2 separate regions of the Homo sapiens genome follow, and region 2 is linked to region 1. A link is a loop called in an ENCODE intact Hi-C map of the cell type or tissue named here. Cell type or tissue: PC-3. All regions are shown on one strand. Links, peaks and the distances in the headings refer to the core of each region. The heading gives the core; the rest is flanking DNA.

Evidence for each region. Hi-C counts contacts between places; a loop is a spot of excess contacts. Peaks named below come from ENCODE experiments on the same cell type or tissue, not always from the same donor. Only the 100,000 strongest peaks of a DNase experiment are listed, where the experiment ranks them.
Region 2: a loop joins it to region 1, with 3 times the contacts of the local background. A loop is called at or near these places in 1 of 110 quality-filtered maps.

Annotation. Positions count from the first base shown.
Region 1 is chr4:86,336,575-86,341,966 of GRCh38, reverse strand. All of the region lies in intron 2 of MAPK10 (mitogen-activated protein kinase 10), which reads left to right. It also overlaps the pseudogene RN7SKP96. Among named protein-coding and RNA genes, the nearest start is that of MAPK10, 21 kb to the left of the region's middle. In PC-3, for the core only: no CTCF peak of the experiment used is centred there; a DNase peak (open chromatin) is centred at 2,766; H3K27ac peaks cover 1,365 bases.
Region 2 is chr4:86,384,479-86,389,870 of GRCh38, reverse strand. It overlaps a transcript of MAPK10 not described here. Among named protein-coding and RNA genes, the nearest start is that of MAPK10, 27 kb to the right of the region's middle. In PC-3, for the core only: no CTCF peak of the experiment used is centred there; no DNase peak of the experiment used is centred there.

The DNA.
Region 1 (5,392 bases), core at 250-5,249:
AGGTCACGTAACCTCTTACGCTTCAGTTTCCTCATCTGTAAAATGGTACTAATAATGGTGCTTTCCCATAAGGTTATTGTGAAGGTAATGAAGGTAAAGCTCATAGCATTAGGTGCTCAGTAGCTGCCGGTGTTTTTTTTTTTTTTCTTTTTTGGTCAATTTTTATTACCATTGTCATCATGTCTTCTCTTTTCCTAATCGGGGTCCTTTACCATTTCTTGTTAATTAATTATTTGTCTTCTAGTAGTTAATTTGTGATAACATAATTGATCATGACCTTTTTATTACCTAGAGTAACATTCTAAAATATCCACAAAAATCTTAAATTTTATTCATTGCTCTTTCATATATTCCTCTTGTGCTTTTCCTCCAGCAAGTCAAGTACTTAATTCTGATATAAATATAAGGGATCTAAAAAGTTTGTCCTAACCATTGACAAGTATTATTTCCTATGACACATTGCCGTCCTCCCACACAATTGTCCTGTAAAGAAAATTGGCTTGCCATTTTCCTTTTTGGACTCATGTATTTATTCTTTTCTCAAGATCTATATCAGTATGTTTCTGTTTTTGCTATTGATCATGTCTCTTAAGACTTCTAAAAATACCTTCCCATATTGTCTCAGATTCATTGAGATCTGTTTGGAACATACACCAAGCCCTTGGTCTAGAGTGCAGAAGCTACAGCCAAGTTTGTGTTATGCTCAGCAAACCAAAGCTCGTCTTTCTAATTTGCACAAAGACTTCAAGAGTATATTGGGCTAGTGTGTGATCCTGTTTCACACCTTATCAATTGTTATCCATTAGTATTGTTAAGTCATGACTGTAAATTCCTGCGGGTTTTGGCTAAGTATATCATTGGCAGATTCTCCTTTGTGTCATAGTTACATAGAATGAATACTCAGCCACCATCTCTCCCTGTGTTGTCCATAACTTCCTTGGGTCATGAACCAAATGAAATCAATGGTCTTGCTTCATGTGAAAAATTGATCCATATTTGCTAATAGAGAATTATATTCTATTCAAATTGTATAGGACATTAAAAATGACTATTGAAAATGCCTGCTAGTAGAGGTGGAAAATGATTGAGTAGTAAGGCAAAACAGAATATATTAGCATTTAATCAGTTCTTTTATGATTCTAGTATTGAGTCTTTCTCTTAGTCACACTGGCTTAGAAACTGTTTAGATGAACATAGCAGAAGGGAGTTTCCTTTTTGAAAATTGTTATCCTCTATCTGGTATTAGGTCACAGAGATGAAAATTTAGCACCTCTGCTTTGTTTACTTTTTAGTATGGGGTACACTTACCTTAACCATATACTAGATGTGTGATATGGTTTGGCTCTGTGTCCCCACCCAAATCTCATGATGAATTGTAATCCCCAAGTGTCAGGGGAGGGACATGGTGGGAGATGATTAGATCATGGGGGTGGATTTCCCGCATCCTGTTCTTATGATAATGAGTGAGTTCCCATGAGATCTGATGGTTTAAAAGTGTAGCACTTCCCTCCTTGCCCTCTCTCTCCTGCGTTGCCGTGGTAAGGTGAACTTGCTTCCCCTTCACCTTCTGCCATGACTGGAAGTTTCCTGAGGCCTCCCAGCCATGCTTCTGTGCAGCCTGATGAACTGTGAGTCAATTAAACCTCTTTTCTTCATAAATTATCTGGTCTTTGGTAGTTCTTTATAGCAGAGTGAAAACGAACTAATACAATATGTGATCTTGGCCAAGTTATCTAATGCTGGTCCCTCAGTTTTCTCCTTTGTATATTGAAAACAATAAAAGCATCCATCCCATAAGGTGGCTGTGATAATTAATTGAGGAAAGAGTTGTAAAGTTATTAGAACTATGCCTGGCACAGAGCAAAACTTTAGTATCTTTTAGCAAGTATCATTACCTACTTGAAATAATATAGTAGTTAAGAGCTTGATTCTGGAGTAGATTGGTAGGCTTTAGTTCTAACTCTATCATTTGTTGCCTAGGTAATTTGTGGATTCACATTTCTGAGCCTCTGTTTCATGTAAATTGGTACAGTAAGAATATCTACCTTCCAGGGTTTATATGAGAAATAAATGGGAAGCACTTAGCATAATTGCTCATTGAATATTAGCTATCATTTTTTATAATCCTTATGACACATGACTTATATAATAATTATAATAGCAAATACTTATGGAGAACTTATTTTGGGTCAGCAATATCTTAAGTATGTTATATACACTATCTCATTTATTCCTCACAATATCTCCAAAGAGATAGGTGCCATTGTTATCCCTACTTTACAGATGAGTAAATTGAGGCACAGAGAAGTTAAGCAACATTTCCAAGGTCCTACAGTGAGAGAATGGTGAAACAAAATCTGTGCATTTATCCATTATGCTCTACAACAATAAAGGAAATAGTTGAATATATTTGGAAAAGAAAATTAGACTGTTAGGCTAATGACTGAGGCTCTCACTGTGTCCTGACCTTTTTCAAACCCTGAATCTATTAATACGGTCAGATAAATCTGGTTCAAATGAAGATTAGTAGGTAGCACTAAAGAAGAAAAGAAGGTAAGGCAACCTCTTAAACACCTGAAACCTCAGTGGTGTGTGTGAAAATGAAGCCTTCAGTCCTTTTTCCCCAAGAAAAGCTCGTTTTATCTTGAGGATGAGGTGGGAGCATGGTTTACTTGAATATTTCCAGTCTTATTTAGCCTCAGCCTCTTCTTCCCTTAGTCACTGCATGCCTCCCTTAGTCACTGCATGACTCTGCCTGAGGCCCCAGGAAGTTGTACATATTTGCTTTAGACCCTGAATGTCCCTGGTGATATTTGGGATGACCTCTTGTTGTACTGCAGCCCTGCCGATACACTGTGTGTAATAGAATAGTGCCTGACTGCAGAGTGTGATTCCTAAGGGCTTCTGCTTTCAAGTCAAACAGAGCAGATTCAGATTCTCAATCTGCTTATATGGGCAAATTAGTTAGCATTTTTAAGACTTGGGTTTTTTTTTTAATCTACAAAATGGGTATGTAGCACATACCTGAGTCTTTGAGAGAATTGAATGTAAAACGTTTTAATACTGTGTCAGGTAGGGAATTTTGTCAACACTAGGCACTAAATTTTGTTAACACTAAACACTAAAAACTTTGAAAAAGATTGGTTTGCTTTGGATCATTACCAAGCACTTTCATCACTGAAATAACAAAATAAACTCAGTTGTTATCATGACAAATGCCCTGGGAGTACTTTTCAGTATAATAAACTAATTTTATTTCTTCATTAACATGTGTACTCCTGGGTGAACCCTACTAGGACTGGGAAGAGCAAGCCGTGGAAAGGCTATAGGGCTTGCACGTACAAGAAAAACATGTGTCTATAAAATAGTACACTGCTGTGTATTTATCTAAGTCAGTATGTGAATGCAGAATCTGAAGCTGGACTCACCCCCAGAGCATGGGAATCCCCACAAGAGCATGCCCCAAACTGTCCTGAGATGGAGCCAGTTGAGATTCCAAAGAAAGAAGCCCAAATACCAGGGTGATCTGTCCAAAACACTTATTAGGGGAACTTACAGAGGGCTGCAGCAGTCCTTGAGATACACAAGACAAAAGGGGCGTTCTACGTAGGTTTGTCTGCAGAAGCGGGTAAGGGTAGGGAGTTCATATGAGGGTTTCAGGAATTCAGCTCAGGGCTAGAGCCAGTTAGTTTTAGTGTTTTGGACAACGACCTAGATGCCTTTATTAGTACTTAGGAATGTTCAAAGCCCCAGTTTGGGTTCAAGCCTGCTGGGAAAAACCTGCGTCTGGCCGGGTCACGAAATGGTCAAGGCAGTCTGAGATTTTCGGTTAGGACACAGAAAGAAGGTGTGTGTGTGGGAGGGGAAGTGGGGGGACACTACTGTGAATGTGCTCTGTAGATTCTCAACTTCTCTGCAAATCTAAGATATTATTTTTATAATTTCCACAGGAAATCTGAGATTAGTTTAGTCAAGGAAGGCCGAGAGGAAGATGTCTTGCCATTATATCTTAAGGAAAGTAGATGGATAGGATTGGAGGAAATTGGAATTTGAGCAATTAGCTGAAAAATGACAAATGTATATTGTAAGAGCATATCTGATAAGGAAAAAATGACCAGTCTGATAGCACTGGATATTTGACATCTATCTGGGCAAATCAATGGAGCCTTGAGTGCTAGGTAGGGAATTCTGGGTGATATTCAGTTGGCCTCAGCACATCTGTTCTTGGGTTCTCCAGGGAATTAGCAAGCAACATTTTCTTTACTGCATGTGGAATGGCAATGGCAGATTAATTGTGTCCTCTACTCCAGCTCTTGATCCAGGCACTTATACAAGGACTATTTGCCATGGTCCCTCCTCCTAGGTTGCAAGCTTGCTCTGGATTATCTGATCATGGTGGGTGCAGATGTCTACCATTTTGAGGACCCATAATTCTCACAACTTTCTATTTCCCCATTCTGTTTTTGGTGTGAAGCAGTTTCTCCTTTACGATTCTCCAAACAAAGAGACTTACTATATACTTTCTTCTGGACATCCACTCACATAAATGTGGATATAGAGTAATTTCTGGGGAGTTAATCTGAATTGACTCATATGTGATTAGCACTTCCTTATTGATCAAGGTGACCACCAACCTCTTATCATTAGTGCAGAAAATCATTTTAAAATTTAATCTATGGCAAGACTTCTAGCTACATTAAACTGAACCATGTAGAGGTAAAGGTAATCTGAAATGCACTGTCAGTTACCATACTGATTCCAAGAATAGATTTTATTGTATTTATTCATTCAACAAATATTTATTGAGTATCTACTATGTGCTAGGTCCTGTTCTAGCTGTGGGAATACAGTAGTGAATATGATTAAAAAATCATTCCTGGCCAGGCGTGGTGGCTCATGCCTGTAATCCCAGCACTTTGGGAGGCTGAGGCAGGTGGATCACGAGGTCAGGAGATTGAGATCATCCTGGCTAACATGGTGAAACCCCGTCACTACTAAAAATACAAAAAATTAGCAGGCGCGGTGGCGGGCGCCTGTAGTCCCAGCTACTTGGGAGGCTGAGGCAGGAGAATGGTGTGAACCTGGGAGGCAGAGCTTGCAGCGAGCTGAGATCGCACCACTGCACTCCAGCCTGGGTGACAGTGCAAGACTCCGTCTCAAAAAAAAAAAAAAAAAAAAAAAAGGAGTCATTCCTGATGTCGTGGAGCTTATATTTTGGTGGAAGGAGACAGAAAACAAACTGGATGAATAAATGAAATATTTTTTATGTTAAATGGTAGGTATGGTCGAGGAGAATGTTGAGCAGAAATATGGAATAGAGAGTGTGGTGGAGGGTTTCAGTTTCAGATAGAGGGATGAGGGAAGACCTCCCTGGCATGTCATTGAGCAAAGA
Region 2 (5,392 bases), core at 65-5,064, 48 kb before region 1:
GAAATATTAGCAATTCAAATCCCACAAGTGATACTGCTTTTAGTAACATACTCTGAACTTCTTACTAACTCCCAGTACCTCCACAAAGAAAATAAAGCATCATACAATATTTCCTCTACTATACAGTAGTCAGAATCCTAGAAAATTTGATATATATGAAAACTATGACAAAATGTGAAGGTTTGTCATGTGTTGGATATTATAAAATTGCACAAAACACAGGACAATTCTTCATTCTGTGGGGCTGTACTACACATTTCACAACACCCAGTCCCCTTGGTCCCAACTTATAGTTGGACCGCCAATCACAGTAACAGTCAGTAAAGGCAAAAAAACAGAAGATAAACAATAAACTCTAAAAACTATCCCGTAGGGGAGTGTGGCATGCTCCCTTTCATTGAGAATTACTAATTTATTGTCTCATGATGGCTAGGACAAAGTTAAATGTTATACAGTAGTATTATTAAGTTTATTACAAAGATCATATTGTATTAATCCATTTTTGCACTGCTATAAGAAAATACCTGAGACTGGGTAATTTATAATGAAAATAGGTTTAGTTGGCTCATGGTTCTGCAGGCTGTACGGGCAGCATGGCAGGATCTGCATCTGGGGAGGCCTTAGGAAACTCACAATCATGGTGGAAGGCAAAGGGGGAGTGAGCATATCTTACATGACCAGGGCAGGAGCAAGAGGGTGGGGGGAGCTGCTACACACTTTTAAACAACCAGATCTTGTGAGAACTCCAGCAGGAGAACAGCACCAAAGCGGGAGATCCAGCCCCATGATCCAATCATCTCCCACCAGGTCCCACCTCCAACACTGGGGATTATCATTCGACATGAGATTTGCGTGGGGACACAAATCTGAACCATATCACATATTGAATGCTATCTGCCAGTTTTTGCATTAAAAACATTACATATATTATTTTGTTTTATTCATTTATTAATTCATTTGCTTATTCACTTAACAAATATTTATTATGTGCCACTTTGTGGTAGGCAGTGTTCTTTGAGCTAGAAATAAGAGATGACCTATTGTGTTGAGTACATTTCATGCATCTGTGTTTCCTTTTGAAACAAATATCATGGATATAATTTCTATTATTTATTAATATTGATTTTTATATGTATGTTTATGCTATATATTAAGGTTACATAAAGTGATTTGGATATAGTCATTTTTACATGGATTCAATCGCCATCCTTGAATTAACTTGTTATACAATAACAGTGAAGTACAAAAGTAAGTCAGCTAAGGTTTTGTGACATCAAGCCAGTGGTCAGGATTTCTAGAAGCAGCAAGCTACAGATACTTGTTTCTTGCCCTTTTAACTCAAGTTCCCATAAGGAGCAGTAAATAAAAGTCATCTTATGTATGATTAGGCATATTACTGAATTGACACTGAGGTATCTGCTGGGTTCTTCTTGTGTTTGCTTTTATATTTACTGTACTTGGTTATTAATATTTTTCAGTTATTAATTTTAGAGTTATATGAAATAAGTTACTACTCAAACATTTTTATATCCTTAGTCACAACTATAAAATATATGAATGTTTACTGACAAACGATAAGTAATATATAATGCCATGTAATATCATGGAAAGTTTTATGTAAGCCACGTGTATATTTTATATATATTCTCTCTCTCTCTCACACAGACACATACATGCACACACACACATTTTTTTCCTAAACCTTTTGAAGTAAATTACAACTTACATCACAGATTGTGGTTCTTTAAGTATTCAGTGTGGATTTTCTAACCCGATTACAGTACAGTTATCAACTTCTTAAATTTACATTGATAATCTCCCATTTGTTTAGTACTTTTATTGTTTTTTATATTTTTATTATATATTTGATAAATATTTTTATAAATATTATATATTATTTTTTCTGGATACTTTTGTATATATTTTTAAAATAGTTTTTAAAGAGACAACTTTCTAGCTACTCTAAGTAACTGTCTTAAAGCCATTAGTTATACTCAAGTAGTAATAGTATTTCATATAAATCAGCACCAGATAGATCCAGTTAAAACATAAACAACTGATAGGAGGAGGAGGGCTAAAAAACCTGGAAAAAAGACTCACTACTTGAAAAAAACGTCAGTTCAGTTTACTCTTTCCATATTGACAGGTCCTTCATTGCTGTCTTTTTTCTTCTGCCACACAAGGAGAATGAAAATAATAGCTTCCAAACAACCAAGGCAACCAAGGCTTTCCCTTCACTTCTTTTGAATAATGTACAGACATTGAATAGAGGTGCGGTGAGGCAGCGTCAGCTATTAAGAGTTAAGTGGTCAGGGACTTGCTCCAGTCCAAGCCTGGATGTTGAGGAAAAATAAACATCAGGAAATGTGTTTTATAATTCAAGATTCTGGGTGAATTGATAAATATTATGCCTTGCACAACCTAAATAGTTGTTTATTATAAAAGGAAGCTCTAATTTCCTGTTTAATGTAAAAACTTGATTATTTTGAGTTTTATAGTTGGCTGTTTTTACTGAGTATATTTTAGTAATAGTGCAGAAAATCATTGGCAAAATTAAATCAGGCAATGATTTTTCTTATTCAAGTAAAATGTGCTTCCGTTGTGCTCTTGGGCTTGAAGGACATCCTCCCTATCTGAGACAATCATCATTGCCCACTTCCCCAAACAACCAGCCGTAACGTGACCAGCTCCCTGTGCCCCTCCGGCTGCTTCATTTCCAGCCATGAAGTGCATAATAAAATATGCTGCAGCCATTTTCAAGCCAGATTAGCGTTTTTCTCCAGAATTTGTCTTTTCCATAGACTTCTGTTCTAACTACTCATTTCCATCTCCTTGATTTTTATCCTGTTGGTGTCTTGCCCAGATTTTTTTCTTTCTGTACACTCTTTAAATTGAATAGTATTTTTAGACAGCCTACTCAGCCTCTCTACCACAGTCTTGAGGCATATGATGTTCCACATTCGACCCAGTTTCCAAAGATATCCTAGCCCAATCTTGATCTCAGAGCCCCAGATCATTCTGTTATTTTATCTGAAAAGTGGGCACTGGATGGCCAAGATGTAAGCCTCCAAGTTTCCGCCTGTAGTATACTAAGGCTTTTTGTGGGCAGAGAACTTAAATTTGTAGAATCAGCCTTTTGTGTTAATCTCTACAGTTGCTCAAGAAATATTTGCTAAGCATTTACAGAGAATCAGACATTGTGTTATGTGTTAGAGTTTCAAGGGGGCCAGTAAATAGGACCTTTCCCCCTGCTGTGCCTGGAATCTCAATAATTTAAGAAAAAAAAAACTCTGAAAAGCAGATGGAAGCAAAATATCATCTCTATCATTTATAGATCAAGATTAGAGTCATAGATTCATGAGAGACCCAAGCGAACCAATGAACCAACTCTCAGAATTAGGAAGACCTACCCATGTGGTCCCTGCAGTCCTGGACTAGGGCAGGCAGATCTTTTCTCCACAGGGATTTAGGCTCTAGAGGTGAAGGGAGATACTTCCTGCTGTGGGCAGGCAACTCCCAAGAGGGAGTATGGTACACCTGAGCATTCCTGCTAACTTTTCTCAAGCTTCCACTTCTCTTCCCCAGGGAAGAGTGAGTAAATGGACAGAGAGATGCTAGAAGTATGCTTAGCGAATCGTATCTCCAATGTCAACCAGGAGCGGAGTATCGCAATTCTCTTCTAACAGAATGTACTAGAGATGTAGTGTTGTGTAGACATGATTCCCCCCCATTTCCCTCCGAATGGAGTTCGTAATCAGGTGGGAGAAGGCACATTTTAAACACGTAATTAGAAATGATGAAGAAGGATGCAATTCTTTTGTACATTGTACTTTCAGGGGGCAGATCTTGGACGATAAATTGCATGTCTTTTAAATAATTTTTTTTATGAGTCACAGAGTTTTCTTTACCTGGCTAAGACTGGATAAATACTACAGTACTAGGGTTTTCTTTCTGTGTGTATGCATGTGTGCTATAGTCTAACCACCTTCTTGCTAGTCATAGTCTTTGTTTACATTAGACACAATACAATTAATTGTTTCACTTCACTAAATTATAGTCAATTTTCAGCCTGACATCATAGAGATTATACCCAGGTAATTTTAATGGAGTGTTGGGTGTTCCAAATTCTTTGGTTTTGCATCTACAGGGAATCTTTTGATTTACCCATCCGGGAGCTAATCGTATTCATTCTGTGTGGATTTTTACAAGTTTAAACCTCAGATTTGTTTTCTTCATTTTAAAATTCTTGGGAAGTGATTTGTGGAACCCAAATAGATGTTCAGAAATAACCATTCTTTATCAGTTCATATTAAAGATATATGATTAATTTATAAAGGACCAATGATTACATAGTTTATATTTTAAAGAAAAAGAAATATGTATAAGAAATGTTAGCAAAGCAGTGAGATGAGAGAAAGAACACTGTTAAAGTCAACCACAGAGTGTTTTTGAAATTTCACTACATGTAAAGAATTCCTTTGGAAAGGTTATGCCATTTCTAATGCCAAGTTTTGCCTCATTAAACTTTTAAATGGTAAATTAACAATGGTTGTTAAATTGCTAACTGGCAAAAATAACCAGCAATGGTTGGTAAACTAAAATAGTTGAATAACAAGTAGGAATTTGCCAATTCTTTCCCCAGTAGCTAGTCAATAAATTGGCAATATTATTATTTATTAATTATTTATTTTATTTTCATTGAAATTTATTTTATTTTCTAAAACTGAGAAAGATATGTAGTAAAGGAATGGTAAATGAAGGGCAAAGTATGAAAAAAAGTGTTTTCTGTACTTTTAACATCCTCAATAAACCTACTATGCTAATGCTATGCCCAAGAGCATTATATATATAAGAAAACAATTTAGGTGTAATTAAATGTATCATATCTGTTTAGATATATCTAAATGCATCATATCTGTTTAGATATATTATATTTAAATGTATCATATCTGTTTAGATGTACTATATCTGTTTTTTCCTTTTTCTCTCTAGTTTAGATGAAAGTTGTTAAAACTTTAGTTGTATTCTTTCAATATAGCTGTGTACTACTTAATTTCTTGCTCTACTAAAATGTTGCAAACAGAGTTGTCATAATTTCTGTGAAATATCATAAATAAAACACTTTTGTCAGCTTGTACATCTAATCCTACAGTTGGCAAATCTGTCGTCTCCACATTGAAAGCATATTCTGAGTGCAGCCGCTTCTCTTTTTATCTGCCCCTGCTGTCCTCCTCTAATGTAATGATCATCTCTTGCCTCAGCTGATGTCCTAATTTGTGTCCTTGCCTCCACTGTTTCCACCTAGACTCTAGTCTGCACATGCCTTCTGCTCCCAGAGTGGTCCTAGTGTAAATCAGGCTCGCTTTCCGCACTTCATAGCTTCCCACTACAT